Regions from separate parts of the Homo sapiens genome. Here region 2 is linked to region 1. A link is a contact called in ENCODE Hi-C or POLR2A ChIA-PET data. All regions are on one chromosome and are shown on one strand. The core of a region is the stretch at or near the end of the contact, and the rest is flanking DNA. Distances in the headings are between cores, read along the strand shown. Region 1 holds the start of LINC02357 (long intergenic non-protein coding RNA 2357). Region 2 overlaps LOC124900690 (a long non-coding RNA gene).

The links. A loop is a pair of places that touch in the nucleus more often than their neighbours do. ChIA-PET counts read pairs that join two places held with the same protein, here RNA polymerase II (POLR2A). Pooled maps may share reads with other maps.
Region 2: a pooled map shows a loop between it and region 1 (2.1-fold over the local background). The contact joins the enhancer-like site here to the promoter of LINC02357 in region 1. A Hi-C loop is called at or near these places in 1 of 168 maps with a recorded cell type or tissue (CD14-positive monocyte) and 3 of 50 pooled maps. POLR2A ChIA-PET finds 5 or more read pairs at or near these places in 1 of 52 experiments (activated T-cell).

The regions. Positions count from the first base shown.
Region 1 is chr4:26,067,218-26,072,805 of GRCh38, reverse strand. It overlaps LINC02357 (long intergenic non-protein coding RNA 2357), which reads right to left and starts at 2,052. Exons shown (of 3, transcript XR_925506.3): 1 at 786-2,052.
Region 2 is chr4:26,216,344-26,221,873 of GRCh38, reverse strand. The region is part of intron 1 of LOC124900690 (a long non-coding RNA gene); the gene reads left to right. It also overlaps a transcript of RBPJ not described here. Among named protein-coding and RNA genes, the nearest start is that of RBPJ, 100 kb to the left of the region's middle. RefSeq lists an enhancer at 3,645-3,704. Within about 2 kb of position 3,226, at least 7 of the 41 ENCODE cell types and tissues checked have a DNase peak (open chromatin) inside an H3K27ac peak, as active enhancers do; they include CD14-positive monocyte, where a contact is called at or near this core.

The sequences.
Region 1 (5,588 bases), core at 803-3,302:
ACATTGACTCAGGAAGAGGAGACAAGGTGTCAATCTGGAAATTAGCTGGGAGGAGGCAGAACAAGAAAGGCAAGCCACGAGGCCTCCAACTGGAAGGGCAGGAGGAGACCCAGGGGTGCAGAGACTTAGCCAAAATTACACATTTATACAGAGCAAAGAAGGGACCAGAGCCTAATGGCTCTCTTCTCTTCCTTTAACTTACTATTATTATTATTATTATTATTATTAGAGACAGGCTGCAGTGCAGTGGCACGATCTCGGCTCACTGCAACCTCTGTCTCCCAAGTTCAAGCGATTCTCGTGCCTCAGCCTCCCAAGTAGCTGAGATTACAGACACATGCCACCATGCCTGGCTAATTTTTGTATTTTTAGTAGATGGGGTTTCACCATGGTGACCAGGCTGGTCTCGAACTCCTGACCTCAAATGATCTGCCTGCCTCAGCCTCCCAAAGTGCTGGGATTATAGGCATAAGCCACCACACCCAGCCTAACTTTAAACTTTGATACAATTTTAGACTCACAGAAAAGTTACATGAATAATAAAAATAATTCTCATAGGCCTACATACTTTTCACCCAGATTCCCCCAATGTTAACATTTTATCACTTTGCTTTATCCTGTATCTCGATCTATCTCCACATCTGCATCCTCACTAGTATTATATTTTTTCTGAACTGTTTGAGACACAATGTCCCTTTACATATTTCAGTGTGTATTTCCTAAAAATAAGAACATTCTCTGAATGTACAATGACAAAATTCAGGAAATTAACATTGATACAATACCTTTATCTAGTAAACAGGCCTTATTCAGATTTCACCAATTGTCCCAATACTGTCCTTTAAAGAACAGCATTTTGCTTTAAAGCAAAAGATAATCCCACATCATGCATTGCATTCAGTTGTCACGTGTCTGCAGTCTCCTTTAATCTGCAACACTTCCTCAATCTTTGTCTTTCATGATATTGACATTTTTGAAGAATACGGACCAGCTATTTTGTAGAATGTTTTTCAAGTGACATTTGCGTGATGTTTCCTCATGAGTAGATTTAGGTTATGCTATTTTTTTTTTGCAGGAATAACACAAATATGATGTTGTGTTGTTGTGTTTTCCCCAGTGCATCACATCAGGAGGCAAATGCTGTGGATTTTTCTCATCTCTTGTAACACTAACTGATCAGTTAGTTAAGGTGGTATCTGCTAGGTTTTATCATTGGAGGGTTATTAGTTTTGCTTTGTCATTAAGAATCTGGAGGGCGGATACTTTGAGACTATCTAAATAGTCTGTTATTTCTCAAACTTGCCCACTCCTTAGCATCCATTAGTGTTCTTACTTGAATCAATTATCATTAGGACGGTTGCCAAATGGTAGAACCCAGACTCTTGACCTTTCTATTTCAATCAGCAAATAATGTGCATGGCCTTCACATCTTCTGCATAGGCCTCCATGCCTTCGCTCACGGCTTCCTCTCTCTTGAAACATCCTTCTACCCCTTAATATTTGCCAACTTTTTTTTTCAAGACCCTCTGAGGATTCATCTCCAAGGATCGACTTCCTGTTTCACCTCAACCTACAGTGACCATTCTCTTCACCTCCTTTGTACTCCTGCCTTTAACATTTCTCAGTTTCCAAGCATTTCTTGAATGTTGGCTTTTCCTTACCATGTGACTAGGGCTATGTTATCTTTGACAACATATTTTATAAACTCTCTGCAGTTAAGGATGAGTTTTTTAAAATTTCCAAAATTTTGAGGGAGGATATGTGGTCCTAGTGTGTGTGAGCCACCACACAAATTCAACAGCACCCCAAATGCTCACCACTGCCCTCTTCATCAAGACAGGATCATTGATCAGGTGCTTGGACACTGTGGCAAAGTAAAATCACCTTAAACATTTCTAAACCCTCCATTTCTGTATTTAACATGGGCCAATAACATTTCAGTAACCCATATTAGGACAACTCCTTCCTCTTCCTACATCCATCCCACTCTTAGACCCGAGAGAGAGAGAGAAAATGATGGTAATCAGATGAAAAATAAAATCGTTTTCCCCCGATTGCCTCCATTCCATTTGATTTTGACAAGATTCCTCTCTGTGACATAATAACCACCAAAGAAGCCTGAGGCTTCATGGATAAGGAAGTAATAAACAGCATCTTCTAATTGAGAAGGAGTTTGAAGGACATAAAGGGAACATTAAGATTAAGGGAAATAACTCCTGACAGCATAATATTCTGAAGGAATAGGCAGATCTGCATTTGCCCTTTGAATAATTGAGTCTACAGCAATCAAATGGATAAACCAACTTCCACTCCATCTCCCTTGGCAAAAACAGAGCTCTTCATGTGCAATTCCAATATAATAAAAGATTGCCATTTTTGAGGCTGGGTGTGGTGGCTCACACTTGTAATCCCAGCATTTTGGCTAAGGCGGGCGGATCACCTGAGGTCGGGAGTTCGAGACCAGCCTGACCAACATGGAGGAATCCCAGTCTCTACTAAAATACAAAATTAGCCGGGCGTGGTAGTGCATGCCTGTAATCCCAGCTACTCGGAAGGCTGAGGCAGGAGAATTGCTTGAACCCAGGAGGCGGAAGTTGTGGTGAGCCGAGATCATGCCATTGCACTCTAGCCTGGGCAACAAGAGCGAAACTCTGTCTCAAAAAAAAAAAAAAAAAAAAAGATTGTCATTTTTAAAAAGTTTGTCAACTCTCTATTACATGCCGCTCAGGCACCGTGGTCAGTACTGGGAATGAAGAGGTAAATAAAACACAGTTCTTGCCCTCATGGAGCTGATATCCCACTGGGGGAGGCAGGGGTAAGCCCACAGGGGAGAAAAATAAGAAACCTTGAGAACATAGGAGCAAAGTTGAGTACAGGTGGGAGGTGGGGAAGGAAGATATGGTCTCCCAGCAAAGATGCCAGCTAGGCAGAGGTGGGCAGGAGCTCCCCACACTCAAAGGACTGCCTAAGCCCTGGTGTGACTGGGCACAGAAAGGCAGAAAGGGCCTGGATGAGGCTGGACGAGCCAGCAGAAGCCAGACGTGGGCCCTGGGGGCTAAAATCTGAGTCCTAGCATTGATTGAGAAAGCGATTGAGAATGCTTGACAAGGGAAGTGATGGAATGAGATTGCATTTTTAAATGGATCTCTCTATCATAGAATGTGCTGGCGGGGTCAGAGTGGGCTTACTTAGCAGGACTAGTTAGGGGGCTCTTGACTGGGTCTGGGCCGGAGAGGACACTGGCTTGGATGAGACAGTGGAATCTCTTGCTCTTTTCATCTTTGGGGGACCTGCCAACAACCAAACTAATTAAATTCTTGTAGGGTTGAGCGGGCAGCATTCCCATTTATTCAGATGGAAACACTGTTAGAGGGGGCCCTAATCAAGGTATTTCTGCCCCCTACGGGTGGTGAAGAGAAACAGCTTCTTGGAGAGGCAGAGAGTACAAGCCACATGGAGCCCAGGTATGTGGGCTGCTGAAAGATTGTTACGGGACTGAATACTTCCCCTGTCAATGCACAGGAGGCCATTCCTAGCTCCTTCTGCCCCACCACTGATGTTGTTTTCATCCAGCATATCTTAAAAAGGACAGGCCTATAATAGGAAATTAAAGCTGGGTTTTGGCTTAGAACCTATGAACAACCCAGTTCCCTATCCAGCAAAAGTCCCACTGATTGGGAACGGAGGGGAGGGCTGGGTGAATTAGACTGAATTTTCAATTACAGCATGTTTTAAAAAAAAAAAAAAACACAGCATGATGACTTTCAAGGACAAAGGTGAACCAATTAGGAGTAAATGGTTTTCCTTTCTCTAATAGGCTAAGAGGCAGCCACGGTGTTATTACCCACAGGTGTGCTCCCATCGGCCGTGAGGCATATTGCTAATGACAAGAATAAGAAAATATTCATAATAAGGCAGTTATCACCTACTGAGTATTTACCATTAGCAGGCACATTGCCAAGCATTTAGTTTGCATAATCAGATCCAATCCTAACGGACCCTCCAGCATAGGAGTTCTATTATCATACCCATTCTGCAGATGAGAATGCTAAGACTCAAAGAGGGTAAGTAACTCACCCAGCGCCACACAGCCTATAAGTGAGGGGGTCAGAATGGGAATCTGAGATTGTCTGACTTCCAAGCCTATAGTCTACTTCTAACAATGGAGAAGACATCAATGGTTTTGTGTGAATTACTTATTTTGTAAATTAAAGTGAGTTCATGGTCATCCCTCTGTGAATGTCACTCTCAGTTGCAAGTACTGGTGGCTCCAGGGAGTGTGTATGACCCTGGGTGTATCAAAGACATGGGTCCTGCTGGCAAAGGTCATGTGCCTTCTATGTTCAACAGGAGAAAGGCTGAGAACTAATGGCCTGGTGAAGAGATAGCAGACTGATCCCAGGGAAAAGATGTCTGTGTGGGTCTGTCTTAGACCACCCCTCTTGAACTTTCAGCCTCCTTTCCCCTTTACTCCATGTGCTGGTGGCCTTCTTCAAGGTGCCTGCTTCGCATCCCCAGGGCTGTATGGCTCTGTGACTCCCTGGCCTCTGAAATGCCCTGCATGGATCATCTGAATCCTAGGGACAGCCTCCCGCTATGGGGTCCCAGGCAGTGAGGCTTGCTGGGACCCAGGAAGCTCCTCATCTAAAAATAAACTGAGCGGCCCCTAACTTCAGCCCCTCTAATCCAGTCTTCCCAAAAGCAGGCAGAGGAAAGTTTTGAAGGTCAGGCCGACACTCTCGCTCACCTTGAGATGCCTCAGCAGTTCCCCTTACCTTTGGTACATGGTTCAAATGATGCTTCCTGGACCTGCCCTCTTCTTACTTCTCCAGGCCTGGCTCTTTCTCTCACTCTACCCTCACTCTACCCTCCAGCTATATTCAGCTGTTAGCAGTTCTCCAAATGCCCTCGTGTACTCTCGCCTCTCTTGCCTTTGTCTGTGCTGAAGCTGCCACCTGTAATGCAGTTTCTTCCCACTCCCTACTTCCTAAGACTCAGAGCTGGAAGTGGTAGCACATGCCTATAATCCCAGCACTTTGGGAGGCTGAGATGGGTGGATCACCCGAGGTCAGGATTTCAAGACCAGCCTGGCCAACATGCTGAAACCCCGTCTCTACTAAAAATAAAAAAATTAGCAGGGCGTGGTGGTGGGCGCCTGTAATCCCAGCTACTCGGGAGGCTGAGGCAGGAGAATTGCTTGAACTTGGGAGGTGGAGGTTGCATGAAGTCGAGATCGCACCCACTGCATTCCAGCCTGGGTCGAGCAAGACTCTGCCTCAAAAAAAAAAAAAAAACACAAAAAAAAACTCAGCTCTGGGGTTACCTTTTCTGGGACACTTTTCCTGACTTCCCTTGCACCTCTGTCTGCATTCCGGCCTTCTTCTCCCAACTGTGAGCATATTTCTATAATAGACTTTCTCACATTGTGTTACGGTGGGTGCACGTGTGTGTTTTCTGCTTGTTTCCTCTATTCTCAGTGAGCACCAGGTGAATCACATGCACATTGAAACCTGAGAATCGCTGGTCTCTTTGCCCAGGAGGAAAAGGGGATGGGTTGGATACAGAGCTTGCCAGTCTCTGCCAGTTTT
Region 2 (5,530 bases), core at 1,977-4,476, 150 kb before region 1:
CATTGCACTGGCATGAGTCACCGCACCCAGCCTTAAGTATTTATCTTTATGCGAGGAACATTTGAATTATTCTCGTCTAGCTATTTTGAAATGTACAACGGATTATTGTTAACTATGGTCATCCTACCGATCTATTGAACATACTCGTCTACTCAATCAGCAAACACTGAGAACCAACTGGGTGCTCTTTTTAGTATTCTACTCTTTGTAAGTATTGTTTCTTCCAAAATGCTCTCTTTCTCTCCTACTCTCACTTTTCAAATCTCAACATTCTGTCCAGACATCTAGCCCAAGGGTCTCGCCGTCTCTCTCATTCTATACCTATGCTGGTCTTTATTCTGAAGATCATATTCCAAAGATCATTATAGCCTTTCTGCACTCTTGAGTTATCTCTGTTGGTCCCTTAACAGGATTCCCCTGAACAAACAGTAGTCTAGAAATGGACCCAGCAAACTAGAATTCTTCCCCTTTAAGATCTATTTAAGGCCGGGCACGGTGGCTCCTGCCTGTAATCCCAGCACTTTGAGAGGCGGAGGCGGGTGGATCACGAGGTCAGGAGATGGAGACCATCCTGGCTAACACGGTGAAACCCCGTCTCTACTAAAAATACAAAAAATTAGCCGGGCGTGGTGGCGGGCGCCTGTAGTCCCAGCTACTTGGGAGGCTGAGGCAGGAGAATGGCGTGAACCCAGGAGGCGGAGGTTGCAGTGAGCCGAGATCGCGCCACCGCACTCCAGCCTGGGCGACGGAACGAGACTCCGTCTCAAACAAAACAAAACAAAAAACTATTTAAGAAGAAGGGGAAGATTGTGGATATTAATATTTTAATAATATTTGTCCTAGTTATACATTAATGAGTACGTATACACACAAAAATAAGAATCAGGGCAAACATATTCTGAGTTCCAAATGGATGATGCAATCAGTAGATGCTATAGGATTAAGGGCCAAAATATGTGTTTGGGCCCCAGATGAATTTCCTCATAGTGATCTCACCACTGCGGTGCAGTGAAATAAATCCTGGACCTCAGGCCAGGGGAGCGCAGCTCCTGGCTCTGTCCCTTAGCCCTGGGTGGGTCATCTGGAACAAACACCTTAACTCTTCGAGCCTCTGGTTCCTCATCTGTGGAGATAGGGATGATTATACTAGCAGTATTCCTATGAGAAGAGCTTGGAGGCTCTGTGACATAATGGACACTTAGCCCTTCAGAGCTCAGGGAATGATTGTTCAGTCTGAATCCTTCAGTTCTAAATTCTTTATGAGTGGGACCCAGGGAGAGGCAAGCGATGCTGTGACCGGAGTTCAAGACCTGTTTTGCAACAAAGTAACCGAAACCCACCAAACATATAAACTCTGTCCGGGCATGGATTTTTGTCCTTTTTGTTCACTAATATACCCCAAGTGCCTACAATGATGCCTGGCCCATTGTAGGAGCCCAGTAGGTATTTGGTAAATTAAACAAATTTTATGTTGCAGTATAAGATACATTTTGGTGCCTTTGAAACCTAGGTCTCAGACATTGCTAGGGAGAATGACTATTGCAATAGCTTTTTGAGGTGCAATCAGGCAGAAACTATCCAAGTTCAAAATGCACACATACATCTTTGCAGGTACAATATAAATTTCTATGCTCCAGGTAGTCAACTAAATATTACTACAGCTCATCTGCATATTAACTAGCCCTGCCTATTATAGTAGTAGCTATCATTTACTGAGCATGTACATAGTGTAAAGTAGTGGCTCAGAGCACAAACTCTGAAGAAGAGTCCCTTGCTTTAAACCCTGGCTCTGGCTGGGCAGGGTGGCTCACGCCTGTAATCCCAGCACTTCGGGAGGCCAAGGCGGGCTGATCACGAGGTCACCAGATAGAGACCATCCTGGCTAACATAGTGAAACCCCGTCTCTACTAAAAATACAAAAAAAAAAAAAATTAGTTGGGCGTGGTGGTGGGTGCCTGTGGTCCCAGCTACTTGGGAGGCTGAGGCAGGAGAATGGCATGAACCCGGCAGGTGGAGCTTGCAGTGAGCCGAGATTGTGCCACTGCACTCCAGCCTGCGTGACAGAGTGAGACTCCGTCTCAAAAAAAAACAACAACAACAACAAAAAAAACCTGACTCTGCCATATACCAGTTAATGTGACTTGGATTTAGTCATTTTAACCTGTTTCTTTGTCTGCAAAATATGGATGATATCAGCACCCACCTACCTCAGGGGTTTTTAACAGTATTAAAGGGGTTCAGATATGGAAATGCTTATGACAGCCTTTGCTACACAAAGAGTTCACGTTCACTTTTTATTCATAGGGACTTCGGATGCTCGACTCAGTTCTTGTATAGCTGAAGCTTAGAGAAGTTAAATAATGAAGGTTAGAAGCAGCTAGTCAGCTACAGAACTGGAACTTGAACTCTTATCCCTCTACCCCAGTGCCTGGAGGCTTAACCATCCCATTCCTCAGTGACAGGAGATAGCACCAACATATTTTCCTTGATTCACAAAGTATTTCTGTCCTGATCCATGTTTTCCAAGTATTCCGCCCTGATCCTTGTCACAATCACCATGCTTGAGGTTAAGAAAACAACAAACATCATCATCCCCAGGTAACCTTGCCACCCCCAATAAGACTCGTGGCTGGTAGGCTGGTGGGCAGAGCTTCCTCTGGTGACATAACGAAGGGTCCAGAACTGGTTCTCCCTCCATCTGACCCCAAACCTGAATTTCCACCATAAAACAATCCTGCCCTTATTTCCCTTTGACTCATTTTTTTTCTTCTAAATTTACTTCCTCTTACGGTATTGCTTCCCTTTTTGAAAAATGCTTGTAATTCTTTTTGGGACAAGGTGGGTTATAAATACACTCATTAGCTTCCATGCTGGGGACTAGGGGCTGGATAGCCCTGAAGAGGCTCAGGCTGGGGCCTCCACCCTAGGTCTGTGTCTCTTGCAGGAGCTCTGGAGAGAAGGCCTGGTACTGAGAGGCAGGGTAATCAATTTCTCCTCAGTGCTGAGGCCTGTTTCTCGTTAGGGCCCTGGCTCCACGTGGCTCTGTGCCCTCCCTGCCCCACCCCCATACATGCTATTCCAGGCTCTGAGCACCCAGCCACGGCTTATTTTCCTGCCATGATGAGGGTTAAACAGCGAGTGGTTATTGAATGCCTGCTGTGTGCAGAGACCAGGCTGGGGACCACAGTGGCGAGGCCGAGGGGGTATGGCAGGAGAAAAGAAAGGCCCAGCCCTTGGGGATTTGCACGCCTGGCACAGACAGCAACAGCGACAGCCACAGCCACAACAGTAATAACAACAGTGTGGCAAGAGGACCAACTAGGAACCAGTAGAATGGCAGGCTCCAGAGCTGTGACCCTGTCTGACCCATGAGTACGTCCTGGTAGGAATGTTCACACTTTAGTGCTTTGGGGATTAGGTACCCTTCGGGGGGTAGAGGGGATGGGATGTGAGCAGGACCATGCATTTTGCTCCTCAGTGCCCATCAGGGTGTCTCCTGGGGAGTTTCCTCAGGCGGCCACGGTTCTGGAATGGACTTTCACTTCTGTCTTTATAGTCATCTGCTCGGTTCTCTTGGTTACATCACTGAGAATCTGTCTCTGATTATTTCCCCATCAACAACAGAGAGTCTGTGTTTGCACGTACCCACCGGCGACAGCTGGGTGGATAACGGCACCCTGATTGCCTTCGCATAGGGTCTCCCAACCCAGATCCTCACATGAACAAAGACAAAACTGTGGCCCTGGGTTTGCTCAAGGTCACACAATGAGAAACAATGTGAAGTGGGACTTGGATCTTCTTGTTCCCTGTGCGGGGCTCGTGGAAAATCAACATTGCTCCTAGCAAGACGGTCCTGCTGCATTTTAATAAGGTGGAAATGCCCCGGTCTGTTTTGTTTTTCCTCTCTCTTTCCAAAACCTTTGAGCGCAGAGCTTCTTATCCACGAGTGTTTACTGAACACGTCTATGTCTCTGGCACTTGCGAAGCCCTGTAGGAGCTACAGAGATCTAAAGACCTGTTTCGCAGGGACTGTCCAAACCCAGGTCTGACTCTGAAGACAGCCCCAGCTACATAGCAGGTTGGATCTTGGGAGGGAATTTAGAAGTTTTTTTGTCATAGTGGAAGGAATTGGATAAAAATTCCAAATACTCGGTTTGCATTTTTGTTGTTTTTTTCCAACTGGGCAGCATTTCCACCCACTTTGGGTTTTATATTGAGTGCAAACAGCGCTGCCAAGAGGCAATGTTCTACCTTCAAATCAGGAGGCCGCTTCACAGTTCTGAACCCTGGGGTAGCTGCTTCTCATGACCTTCCAAGTTGCTGGGCATTCAGATTCTAGAAACGTAATTGGGCTTTCGGGGTCTGCTTGCATCCTCCTGGCTAAAATAGCTCAGGCCATAAAAATACCAGAATGAGAATACTTGCAGCAACCTCACATCCACATATTCCAAGCAGAGGCCATTAAAACCTCCACATGACACTGGTGCTGCTCTTCAATGCCACAGGAGCACACAGCTGAATGGAAAAGGAAGGGGCATTTTCAGGGTGAGTTCAGCACCCATCAGTATAAGCTTTCATTTATCCTCCTAAAAAATCATCTTGCAGCCTTTCAGAATAATTGATAAAGTTTGAGTCCCTTTTGACATGGTTTTACCAGGCCACATTAAGGCATGGTCTTTACATATTGCCTTTGTCAATGTGAGTAATTAAATCTCTGGTTGGGAGAGACAAGGTTCAGTAACATTTGGTGGTTCTGACCTACCCATTCCACTCTACCTCTGCCAGCCATCTAGTCCAAACCACCTCCATGTTTTGCCTAGAATCTCAAAGAGCACCTTATCTGACTTGTCTACCCTCAGTTTTCCCCTTTCACATCCATTCTCCACAAAGCACATGTGTAATTTTTTTCAAAGACACACCTGGTCATGATCCTCCTTGACTGATTGACTAAGACAGTGTCTTACTCTGTTGCCCAGGCTGGAGTGCAGTGGTGCAGTCATGGCTCACTGTAGCCTCAACTTCCTGGGCTCAGGCAATTCTCTCACCTCAGCCTGCCAAGTAGCCGGGACTGCAGGTGTGCACCACCACACCCAGCTAATTTTTGTATTTATTTTGTAGAGATGGGGTTTTGCCATGTTGCCTAGGTTGCTCGCAAACTCCCAGGCTTAAGTGATCCACCCAGACCTCAGCCTCAGCCTCCCAAAATGCTGGGATTACAAGCATGAGCCACTATGCTCGCCCTCAATCCTCCCCTATTTAAAACCCTCTAGGAGCTCCCCACTGTCTCCAAGTCCAAACATCACCCCAGAGCTTAGGAAGCCCTCAGTGACCTGGCCCAACCCCACCCCTCTGGCTTCACCTTGCCCCATTTCTAGCTTGGTGGAAATCCTCGGATGTTCCATGCTTTCTCTTCAAGGTTTTCAAACCTGCCAGCATCTCTGGAAGCTTTCCCTCTGTCCTTCACTGTGCTTATTCACATTTACCCTTTGGGTCTCAGTTACTATTCCATGAGAAGAGGGAGCAAATCTCT